2 separate regions of the Homo sapiens genome follow, and region 1 is linked to region 2. A link is a loop called in an ENCODE intact Hi-C map of the cell type or tissue named here. Cell type or tissue: gastrocnemius medialis. All regions are shown on one strand. Links, peaks and the distances in the headings refer to the core of each region. The heading gives the core; the rest is flanking DNA.

The links. A loop is a pair of places that touch in the nucleus more often than their neighbours do. Peaks named below come from ENCODE experiments on the same cell type or tissue, not always from the same donor. Only the 100,000 strongest peaks of a DNase experiment are listed, where the experiment ranks them.
Region 1: a loop joins it to region 2, with 13 times the contacts of the local background. A loop is called at or near these places in 8 of 110 quality-filtered maps.

The regions. Positions count from the first base shown.
Region 1 is chr3:100,793,960-100,799,351 of GRCh38, reverse strand. It overlaps ABI3BP (ABI family member 3 binding protein), which reads left to right. Exons shown (of 68, transcript NM_001375547.2): 52 at 2,884-2,943; 53 at 3,501-3,548; 54 at 4,349-4,429. LOC124906260 (a long non-coding RNA gene) reads right to left here. Exons shown (of 2, transcript XR_007095986.1): 2 at 1-5,392. Among named protein-coding and RNA genes, the nearest start is that of TFG, 87 kb to the right of the region's middle. RefSeq lists a silencer at 953-1,247 and an enhancer at 3,056-3,225. In gastrocnemius medialis, for the core only: a CTCF peak has its summit at 2,569 (motif pointing right); no DNase peak of the experiment used is centred there.
Region 2 is chr3:100,735,098-100,740,489 of GRCh38, reverse strand. It overlaps TFG (trafficking from ER to golgi regulator), which reads right to left. Exons shown (of 8, transcript NM_006070.6): 6 at 3,774-3,914. Among named protein-coding and RNA genes, the nearest start is that of TFG, 28 kb to the right of the region's middle. RefSeq lists an enhancer at 2,406-3,283. In gastrocnemius medialis, for the core only: a CTCF peak has its summit at 2,886 (motif pointing left); no DNase peak of the experiment used is centred there; H3K27ac peaks cover 2,716 bases.

The DNA of each region.
Region 1 (5,392 bases), core at 259-5,258, 59 kb before region 2:
TTGCTATTGAATAGATTAAGAGAAAACTCAGCTTTCAGAGTTTCTGGACCTAAGAATATGATGAAGGCACTGTTGCAGGAAATGAGTGGAGGCTGGACCACAGTGGATGAAGAAAATACATCTAAAAGGTGAGGAAGCCAAGGCAGATATATAGTTTTTTTATTAAAGGAATGAGAGCAAGAGAGAGGGATTGTTTGAAGGAGAAGCCATGTCAAGGAAATGATTTTTTTTAAAGATATTAGAGCATTCGAGCTGTTTTGTAGGTAGAGGGGAAGTAACATGGAGAAATGAAAACATGGACAAATAGAGAAAAATATAACAGAAATAATGGAAAGTAAAAGGCCTCAAATGAGATAGAAGGGAGGGTGGCCCAAGAGCACAGGGAAAGCCAGCAGGTAGCCTCCAACGGGGCTTCCTCTCAGACTCAGACTGGACCTAATGGTACAAGGTTAGAATAAAGGAATAGAGAGTATAGATTAAAGGAATAGAATATGGTATGTAGTCTATATGTCTTACTTTTTTAAGAGAATCAGTCTCTTTGTAGCCTATTGCCAGGGTAAACCTTATTGCAGACTTCATATTCTAATTTTATCAAAAGCAAACACATTAATTATTTTCTAACTCTATCAAAACATTCATGCACATTCATTTACGTTTATCTATGACAGACATTGTGCATTCCTACTTGTGTTGGCTTTTCTTTGGAGTGGCACACTTTATTCAAAAAGACAGATTGGTTAGTATAAATGGTATAAGTTGGTTAATATAATTAAATCTAAAATTATAATAATAGTAAATATTATTATAAAGAAATCAAAACTGCTTTCTCAGAAAATTGTCATCATTATTTTCATTGATGAGTTTCTCCCAGCATGAAAGATGTACGTTTTAGGGACCGTGCTCTTGTTCAATTTAACATACAGAGGAATGCCACATAGGAAAAAAAGAAAAAACAACTTGAATTTCTTGGAGCTGTAGTTGACCAAGTAGGAGAATGATTCATATTACTTTCCTGTAAATATTTCTATTTCTTTCCTTTCCACTGATTTCACCTGCTTAGGAAGTCTGCTATGACAGTTTATTAAATCATCACTTCACGGTTAAAAAGAAAAGTGCCAATTTTAGCAGCTGGAATCCACATTACCCCAGCCTAAATTCCTCAGTAAACTAGAGCAGCAGTGAATAATGTATTTACAGTATGGTGGATTTATTAGTACCACATCTCTTCTCAGCTTCTCCTTTCCTTAATCCCAGCTCCTTTTTGTTTGGTGTAGTACTGTAACTAATTAGAGTATTTATAAACTAAAGGCTGCTTTGAATGTTCATGGCCTTCACAGAGCTAAATCAAAGTGCCTTCTTCAGCCTCAAGATAAACATTTTGTTTCATTTACAGCTGGAAATTTCTCATATGTTACTATTTGAATCCCAAAAAAAACCACATGCAAAAGCAAAATGTTCACTATTGTGGTGGGCTTTCTCTACCTTATCAACCACTAATCTTTTTAAAGTTTCCTTTTTTCTTTAAGAAAACAATCCATATTTTCAAATTCCCTTGGATGTTACCTTTTAGCTCATAAAAGTTCTGAGTCAAGTTTCTGTTCAGTGTACCAGTTTTCACAATTGTAATTTCACTAATACTTAGCAGCCTAGTCTAAGAACAGATGTGGCATGCAAGTTAAACATGATTCCCAAAAACAATAAAAAGAGATTGTTCATTTTATATAACCTATTTCTCCACTAATGGTAAAGTGGTGCTTGGCCACCTCATAATAAAAAAAAAAAAAAAAAACAGTTTCTTCATCTTTCTTCTGAGGCAGAGTTCTAGCCTGAATCATAATTTTTTTTCCAGCATTATATAAGATGCAAGGAAATTACATTGCCTGACAAAAAGACACTGGTGTGTATGAAAGGTTTAGTGTGGTAGGAAAACCTTTCATTGAGAGAGTAGGCCTGGGTAGGTTTGTGGGGAAACTGAGTTGAAGTACTTTACACTATTTGTGGAATGAGATTTTGTTGCAGAAATCTGGTACTAACAAATAGACAAATCACCCTAATATTTTCCCCACTGAGAAATACGGTACCAAGTTTCCAATCTACTGTTTAATTTTGCTAAAATAGAACACAAACATTAAAAAATATACTGGATTTCAGGCACTGCATATACGAGTAGGCCTATTGTTCAGCTGACATTTTTGTCTTGTTTTCATATGCTTATGTCAAGCATGCTTGACACCTAATATACTGGAAGCCACATCACTAAAGAAGACAAAAATGGCAACAGCTATCATTTACTAAGTAACAAGCACTATCATTAACTTTACATGTGGTATCTTCTAATGACTAGCTGATTCCTTTTGCTTCATTTTCTCCCCCCAGCAACGGTAAGTGCCATTTAGAATAAGACTGTGTTATCTTCTTACATATTCAAGATTTTTCCATTTCTTATTGTTTCCCCCAATTTGTAGCCACTTTTGTACTTTATCTAAGATACATATTTTTTGTTGCTGTTAGTGGACTTTAAGCATGAATATCAAACAGCAGCTAACCACTTTGTGCAAAAACTGACTTTCTATTTTGAAAGCCACTTGAGGGAGCTCTACCTCATTGTTTAATTATGTTAGCTATCTCCTCCTCTTCCTCAAGGAAGACTTCAAAATGAACTGTGACTGACTTCGTTTCTGTTTCACTGCCACCAGAACCTTCCCTGCACGGTAACATTTTTCCATTTTGAAGAAAACAGGCATCTTCTCAACTTTGGTCATTAACCATTGTAAAAATACTTTTGCTTCATTCATGCTTTCTGGGATTTTTATATCTGTGGGTTAAGCTCACTCCAGTTGGGTTATTTAGAGTATGCAGTGTTTTATAATCTTTTTCTTTCAGCTCCAAAAGATGTGCTCCTTCCTCATAAACCATACCCTGAGGTCTCTCAGAGCGAACCTGGTAAATTAATTATTTCATCCTTCTGGCTAAGAAGTATATTTTTCAAAAAAAAAAATTCTTGAAGTAAATATATTTTTAATGGTTGTGATATGGAAGAAATTTAGAGAAAAAATATGGGTATAAAATGCATATTTCTTGTGGGTAAATTGAATCATCTGGTTGAAATATTTTTCCTTGGTGAAGTGAGGGAATAGTATATAGGTTCATTGAGTAGATCACGCTAAAATTATAAATATCATTGTTAACTAAGCCAACGCTTATATCCTTTCAAAATGTAAATGTAGCTACATTACAACTATGGATGTACTTTTAAGTAAAAAAAAGTGGGTGCCTACTCGAAATTTTCCCCAAAGTGACAGTGAATGAGAACTTCAAAGTTTTAGTTAAACTAAGTTCTCTGATTGGCATCTAATGTGAAGAATTTTCTCTTATTTATTACAATTCTTAGAGAACATTTAAATTATTAAATCAATGCATCTAAAAAATAAGGAAACTATTTTGACTTTGCCAGGTAGTAATTCTCATAAATATGTTCCTTTGGCTTGCTTTTGGCATAGTTCTGCAGCCTGTTACCTTTAGATTTGAGCCACCAAAGACAACAATAGGTAATGGTTTTCCCATATTGACCAACTCTGTTTTCTTTGCTACCATCAAGATTGCAGGCCTTTCTCAAATGATCCTGTTGAAACATCATTTCTTCTCAATCCATTCATCATTTCATTCTCATTATTATTACTCTTTCCAAAACAGAAAAGCAATTATTTCAGTGTTGTAATGGGTTTGCTTTGAAGACCACCTTAAGACATTACTGAATACATCTTCATTTACTTCATCTATCTCCATGTTTCAAAATGAGTCCAGTATGTTTACTAATGGTGCCCATTTAACAATTTCCATTGGTTTAGTGGTTCTCAGCTGTAATGTAACATACTAGTATGTGGTAAGTTTGAAAGATACTGCAAGTAATTATCAATATTGGTCAAAATACTGAAAATTCCCAGTGATTTGTTACTTGAGTCTACTCAAGCAGACTCAAGGAGATGATACCAACAATGATGATATTCTCACTCATTTGGTAATCATGCATGCTCTCTTGAACGGGGGAGAGAGGGACAGAGCTACAGCCAATAGTCCAGGACTGTGTCTAACCCACACCCCATCTCAACCAGCCATTCTGATGGATTGGTTCAAGAACAGAATGTCATGTAGTATGTGTCCTGGTGGAAAAACAGTTGAGAACCATTTTTCTAATATTCCGCAGTCATTTTTCTGAAAGTCGTGTGCACACTTAACTTTCTTCTTTCCTTTTTCTACTTCAAATGAAGGAATTTCATGTAATACCAATCTGGTCTGGTGCTGGCTTTGAATCTAAAAATTTACAACCTTGGTCCTTTTCTTTTTGCAGCTCCTCTAGAGACACGAGGCATCCCTTTTATACCCATGATTTCCCCAAGTCCTAGTCAAGAGGAACTACAGACCACTCTGGGTAAATTTCGTTTTAATATTTGTTCAAAGAGAGCTTGCCTTTTAGGAATTTCCCTTAAAGTAACCATAATACATTATGTTCACAGATTTTTTCTAAATAATAGGTTATTTAAAAATCCATTTCACTCAATACTTTTACATTAACTGTGTATTTGTCCTAATATTTATGCTGATTTTCAATATAAAATGAGAATGTTTTAACACATCTAAGATGTGTTAAATTGGCTCTGGTGATTAAGTGTGATTTAGAATACTTAAGAATTTTAAGTATTCTAAAAAGAAAAATGTTCCTAAATCAATGCTGTTCTTTTTTGTTGCTTTTTCTGTATTTTAAACTGCATTTGGGAAGAAAAATTACTTATCTAGTATTTATTAAGCCTTTACTGGGTGCACTGTTAGGTGATGCAGTTCTAACAAGAAACTTTTAAAGAGGAGTCCTTACACTAGAGGGCTCACCCTCTAATATGAAGACAGGACTTGGTTATAATACTGCAGCCTCTGTGCCACCCAATACACTACATGCCTTTTTAAAATGTAAACCATGTAACTCTGTGAAGTAAGTTCTATTACTTGTTCCATTTTACAGATTAGAAAATTGAGGCGTAGAGGGTTTAAAAGTTTGGCCAAGGTGAAACAGCTGGTGTCAGAGCCAGGATTAGAATCTACACACTCAGCCGACAGGGTGCCTAGGATTAACATCAATGTTATACTAATTACAATGAGTGTGATAGAGAAAAGAGCAACATGTTGAACAAACAAACTACCTGGAGAAATAAGGAAAGGCCTCTCAGATTAGGGTCATTTACACTGGGTCTTCAAGTTGGAATGAAAGTTGACCAGTCAAAGATGCAAATGGTTCTTTGAAGTTACGGACAGATGGGAAAGAGGCACAGGGCAAGGAATGACAGTTAGACTAAACTGATAAGCAGGTAGTTGCCTGGAGAAACAAGGATGGGTAAGTTGG
Region 2 (5,392 bases), core at 186-5,185:
CATTTCTGAGGACAGGCTATAAAAGGTTATCTTCTACCTCACTCTCTTCTGATTACTCATTCTGGTGAAGCTGTCATGTCATGAGGTCACCCAAGCAGCCCCATGGAGAAGTCCAAATGGTAAAGAACTGAATCCTCCAGCTCTGGTTAAGCTTCAGATGACTATAACCCCAGCAGCCATTTTTAACTGCAACCTCATGAGAGATGCTGAGCCAAAATCACCCAGCTAAACCATTCCGGGATATCTGTCTAAAACTGTATGAGATAATTAACTTTTGTTGTCTAAGTATCTATGTTTTGGGATAATAGTTACACAGTAATAAATAATACACATAGTTTTGATTTTAGAAACATGTAAGGGATTTTAGAAACATGTAAGTTTTTTCTAATGGCTATTAGAAAAAACGACTCAAGACACATTAACAATGCAAAGTGTGAACCTTGTTAGGCCCCTCATTTGAACAAGTCAATTTAACAAACGAATCTTGAAACAATTAGGGAAATTCAAACACAGACTAGCACACGTTGACATTAAGAATCACTGTTGAGGTTGCAGGTGAGCTGTAATCAAGCCAGTACACTCCAACCTGGGCAACAGAGTGACACCCTGTCACAATTAAAAATAAAAAGAATCACTGTTAAGTAACAGCATGGTGGTTATATTAAAAAGAAGATTATCAGTTGGACATATATACTGAAATACCTGAGTATAATAAGCTGTTCATAATTTGATTTAAACTACTCCAGCAAATTAAAAGGGGTGCAGTGGGGAAAAAATGATGAAAAAAGAATGCCAAAATATTGGTAAGTGTTGAAGCCACATGACTACATGAAGAGTTGATTATTCTATGTATGTTTCAATATTTACATAATAAAGGCTACTCAGCTTTTCATTATATTGGCATATGATTTTAAAGATTTTAATTATATGCTTTTTCATTTTTTTAGGCTGTCAAACAGCAATATCTCCCGATCTCTGATGATTTTTAGCGTTCTTCTCCTTACCAGTTACATTTCTGGCAACATCACATAGTCTTCCTGTAACAGGCACTGGCTTTATATGAAAAAGAGTAACATTATCCCTTTTGGTTTTTTTTTAATGATGCTCAATATCTTGTTGATCCTTTTAACTGAAAAACATATTAAGACTACATTTATTTGGAATAAAATTCACAGTTCCAAAGTCCCTTTTATGGGAGTTAAGTAACAACTCAGAATTCTTAATTTTAGTATGGACTATTAACACATTGTAAGAGATTGCTATGTTAACAAATTATAAGTAATACATTTTATGTTGGTAATTCTGCTCAAATTATAACCAGTAGTTGATCTAAATAACTGACAATGTCAAAGACTCATTATACAACAAAAAGTAAAAGTAGCCTATAATTCATGCTGGGAATCTATAAATAACGACTATATTTATCTAAAGCTGTGCTCTTAAAATAATCACTAGCTACATGTGGCTATTGAGCACCTGAAATGTGGCTTGTTTGAAATGTGATATGTTGTTTGTTGTTTGAAGTGTTCCAAATCAGTGTCAAATCCCAGACTTCCAATACACAGTACCAAAAAAATTAACTTTTTAATAGTGAGTACACGTTGGATACATTAGGCTAAATAAAATTAATTTTACCTTTTCTTAAACATTTTTCTAATGCTGCTAAATAGAAAAACTACATGTGGCTTCTATCGTAATTCTTTTGGACAGCACTGATCTAGAATTAGATCAGTTATTAATAGTTTAAATGATGTCACATATTAATTGTACAATTTTCATACTGTATGTTTTAATGTAAGCTAACAGTTAATTGCAGCAAGGCATACAATACTACTCTAAAAATTAAATGCATATAAACAGTGTTAATCTGCTACCTCTGAAAAAAGGAATTTGGTTGCTGTGGACAGAGGTGGGAGAGAGAATTTTCACTGTATGTCCTTTCGCATTTTTAAAATTTTACTTATTTGAAAATGCTCAATTAAACACTTCATAGAATGTTTAGATATTGCTAGTAGCGCCTTAATTCCCATTTATTTATACATAAACAGCAAACATTATTTGGTACAATGATCCTTCCAACTGTCATTGTATCACAGTATACACTGCTTAAAATGGGATTTATTTAAAAACAAATCTTTAGTTCGCTTGATGTAGGCATTAAACTCTCATCATACCTATACTCTGCTTTTGTCCATTTCAGCTGACATCTGCTTTAGTTCTAGTTTGTTCTAGTTTTGGCAGTAGCATTTTGGTGCAGAGGAGGAGTTAATTAAAGTTGGTTGAGAAAAGGCTTAAGCAATAAGAAATTCTTCGCAAACCACTGATTCATCAGCAAAATGTCACCTGCTAGTCCATAATGACTGGTGTTCATCCAACAGACAACTCTGTGGATTTTTTTTTTTTTGGCTTTGTTTGTTTTTGAGACAGGGTCTCGTTCTGTTGCCCAGGCTGGAGTGCAGTGGAGTGATACAGCTCACTGCAGCCTAGACCACCCACTTCAATTCAACAATGCAAACAATCCTCCCACTTCAGCTTCCCAAGTAGCTGGAACTATAGGCACATGCCATAGCACCTGGCTAATTTTTTTAAATCTTTTTTTATTTTGTAGGGACAGGGTCTCACTATGTCACCCAGCCTAGTCTCAAACTCCTGGGCTCAAGTGATCCTCCTGGCTCGGCCTCCCAAAGTGCTGGGATTATAGGCGTGAGGCACCACACCTAGCCAGGTAACTCTGAAAGTATCACCACAGGATGATAGGATTCTATTCCAAAAGTGGTCAGTTCATTTTAGCCTATGTTTTGTTTTTGTTTTAATGTAATTGATAACCTTAATCACTTGCTTCTGGGGCTGGAAATACATTATACCACTATCTGACCCGTTAAACAAATAGTTAGAGCACCACCTGGTGTTTGTTTTGAAGTGGAATGCGGCTTTAAAGGTCCCAACACACATAGACAATACAAAAATCACACTTCATTATCTGGAAGGCACCCTAGAGATTAGTTAAGTACTTAGTCACATTCTGCAGAACTCCAAGGTTTTCAATGAGGCACCTTAGTGCCTGCTGTGTGAAGTCTGTTGCCCTTCAATCCCCTATTTTAAATATGGAGCTTTCAGGTTATATTTCATTCAGAACTAAAGACATTCTTTTGAAACCACTGGGTTCAGTCCAGTTTTCACATTTTACAGTGAAAGAATATCAAAACCCAGAGAGACTAAACTGCATATCCAAGGACAGATTATTTCAGAAGAAAAAGTCTGACTTAAAATACACTGCTTTTTTTCCATTAAAGACATATTGCTAAATTTACAAAATTATAAAAGGCTACTAATCTTAACAAAAAAAACCCACTACAACTAAAGTTATCCTTTACCTCTATTCAGAAATCTTTTTTAAATTAGAAAAATCATGCACAGATGTTGAAGAAAGGAGGGAGATAAAATAGCATCTATAACACAAAATAAAGTGTGAAATCACCAGTCTGAACTTCACTATCCTCCCCTCCAAGGGTCACCACTGACTAATGACTGGTCTTTCACTCTGTATCTATATTCATAGAAACACTTTTTTGAGGTATTTTTTTCATTCCAATAATTGGAAACATACCTGACATATTGTTCTATTTGGTTTTTTAACATCAAATCATGTCAGTAAATCAAAATTTTTCCTGTGTTTAAGGCATGACTAAATACATGAAGTGTTTACAACAATGCTGTAATAAACACTTCTACACATGTACTTTCCCAAACATGTGTTCTAAACTCTATTTTACCTTCAATCTGACCTGCTTGAGTCTGAGCTCCTGTATATGGTGGCTGCTGTGGCTGAACGCCTGGTGGGTGAGCTGCTGAGGAGGAGGAAGCAATGCTGTCGGGTGTTCCTGAACGATCTTCTGCAGGAGCACTGGGTGGCCCTGGATAGTCAAAAAAAAGTCAGTTTAGTATCCAACACAAGGCCTTCCCCCAGCAAGCTCAAGGAATAAGTTTGGTTAAAAGATACTAAAAGTACTATAGAATAAGTATATAACCACAAATACGCCTTTTTACATTAAATGTATGTACTTTATTTTTTCCTTTGCTCCAATCTCTTAATCCAAAGCTACAACTGGAACTCCTTCCTTATAAAGTGTAGAGTACTATATTCCTGAGTCTTAACCTCTCCCTGCAAAAATCAAAACTCATGTCTGCAATGCCAATATCCCCCTACTCCAAGCAATGTATTCTGCACAGGAACCAAAATTGTCACTTCATTCTTCAAGGGGTCTTCACTGACCATAAATTAAGTTCAACCTCCTAGTTTGGCATTAAGGGTCCAAACATTATTTCTCACAATTTCTCTTCTCACATGCCTCCCTTTCAGCTAAACTAACCTTCTCCCTACTCCCATAACATAGCTAATATTTTTTTGACCTCTATTTCTCTCCCACTAGATCCCATATATTTAAATATAACATTCACATATTTAAATATAACATTATTTAAAATCCAATTATAATTCCACACTTCTAGTAAGCCTTCTTGACTCATGAATACTTTTTCTACTAGTGAACTTCTATCTAGTTTACTTTTGTTAACTCATACTGACTTCTACTTTGCATTTCTGAATAGCTCTCACTTTCCCTCTTAAAGACTCTGCACTCTTTTGGCCGGGCTCCTGACTGTTGATTCTTTTTGTCTGCCGAACAAGGCCTAGCACTCTAACTTACATATGGAGCCACTATAATTCTTACAAAATAATGAACACAGAAATGAATGGAGAGAATATATTACAGTTCCAATGCTGTGACAGTCAAAAAAGATATTCTGAGGACAATGTAAATATGTCTTATTCCTTTAAATTCTTTCTGCTTTGGCAATGCAGAAGAGTGGTTAAAAGCATAGGTTTTGGAGCTAGACTACCCAGGTTCAAATCCTAGTGCTGTCACTCACTAGCTGTGTAACTCTGGACATGTTACATAATCTCTTTCTGTGCCTCAGTTTCCTCATCTGTACAAAGGATATACTAATTCCTACTTGATAAGGTTATTGTGAGGATTATGAGTTTACAAGAGCTTATAGCATGGGCTTATAAAAGGAATTATACAGCAAAAGCTTATAAAAGTGACTACTACTCAGAAAGTTCCATATAAGTACTTGCTATTATCAGCAGACTAATTTCTCTAAGGGCAAACCTCTATCTTCTGCTCTGATGTATCCCCAGAACTTACCACAGTATTAGGCACAGTTGACAGCTGACAGTCCAAGTATTAATAAGAACCTAAACTAGGATATAATAGTGGTAATGCAAGAGAGACTGATGATTGCCAAAATAAAATGGATGATGGTTTCTATCTACCACCATTTTACTTAAATTTATATCTATGTAGATAAATACACACATTCTTCCCACAAA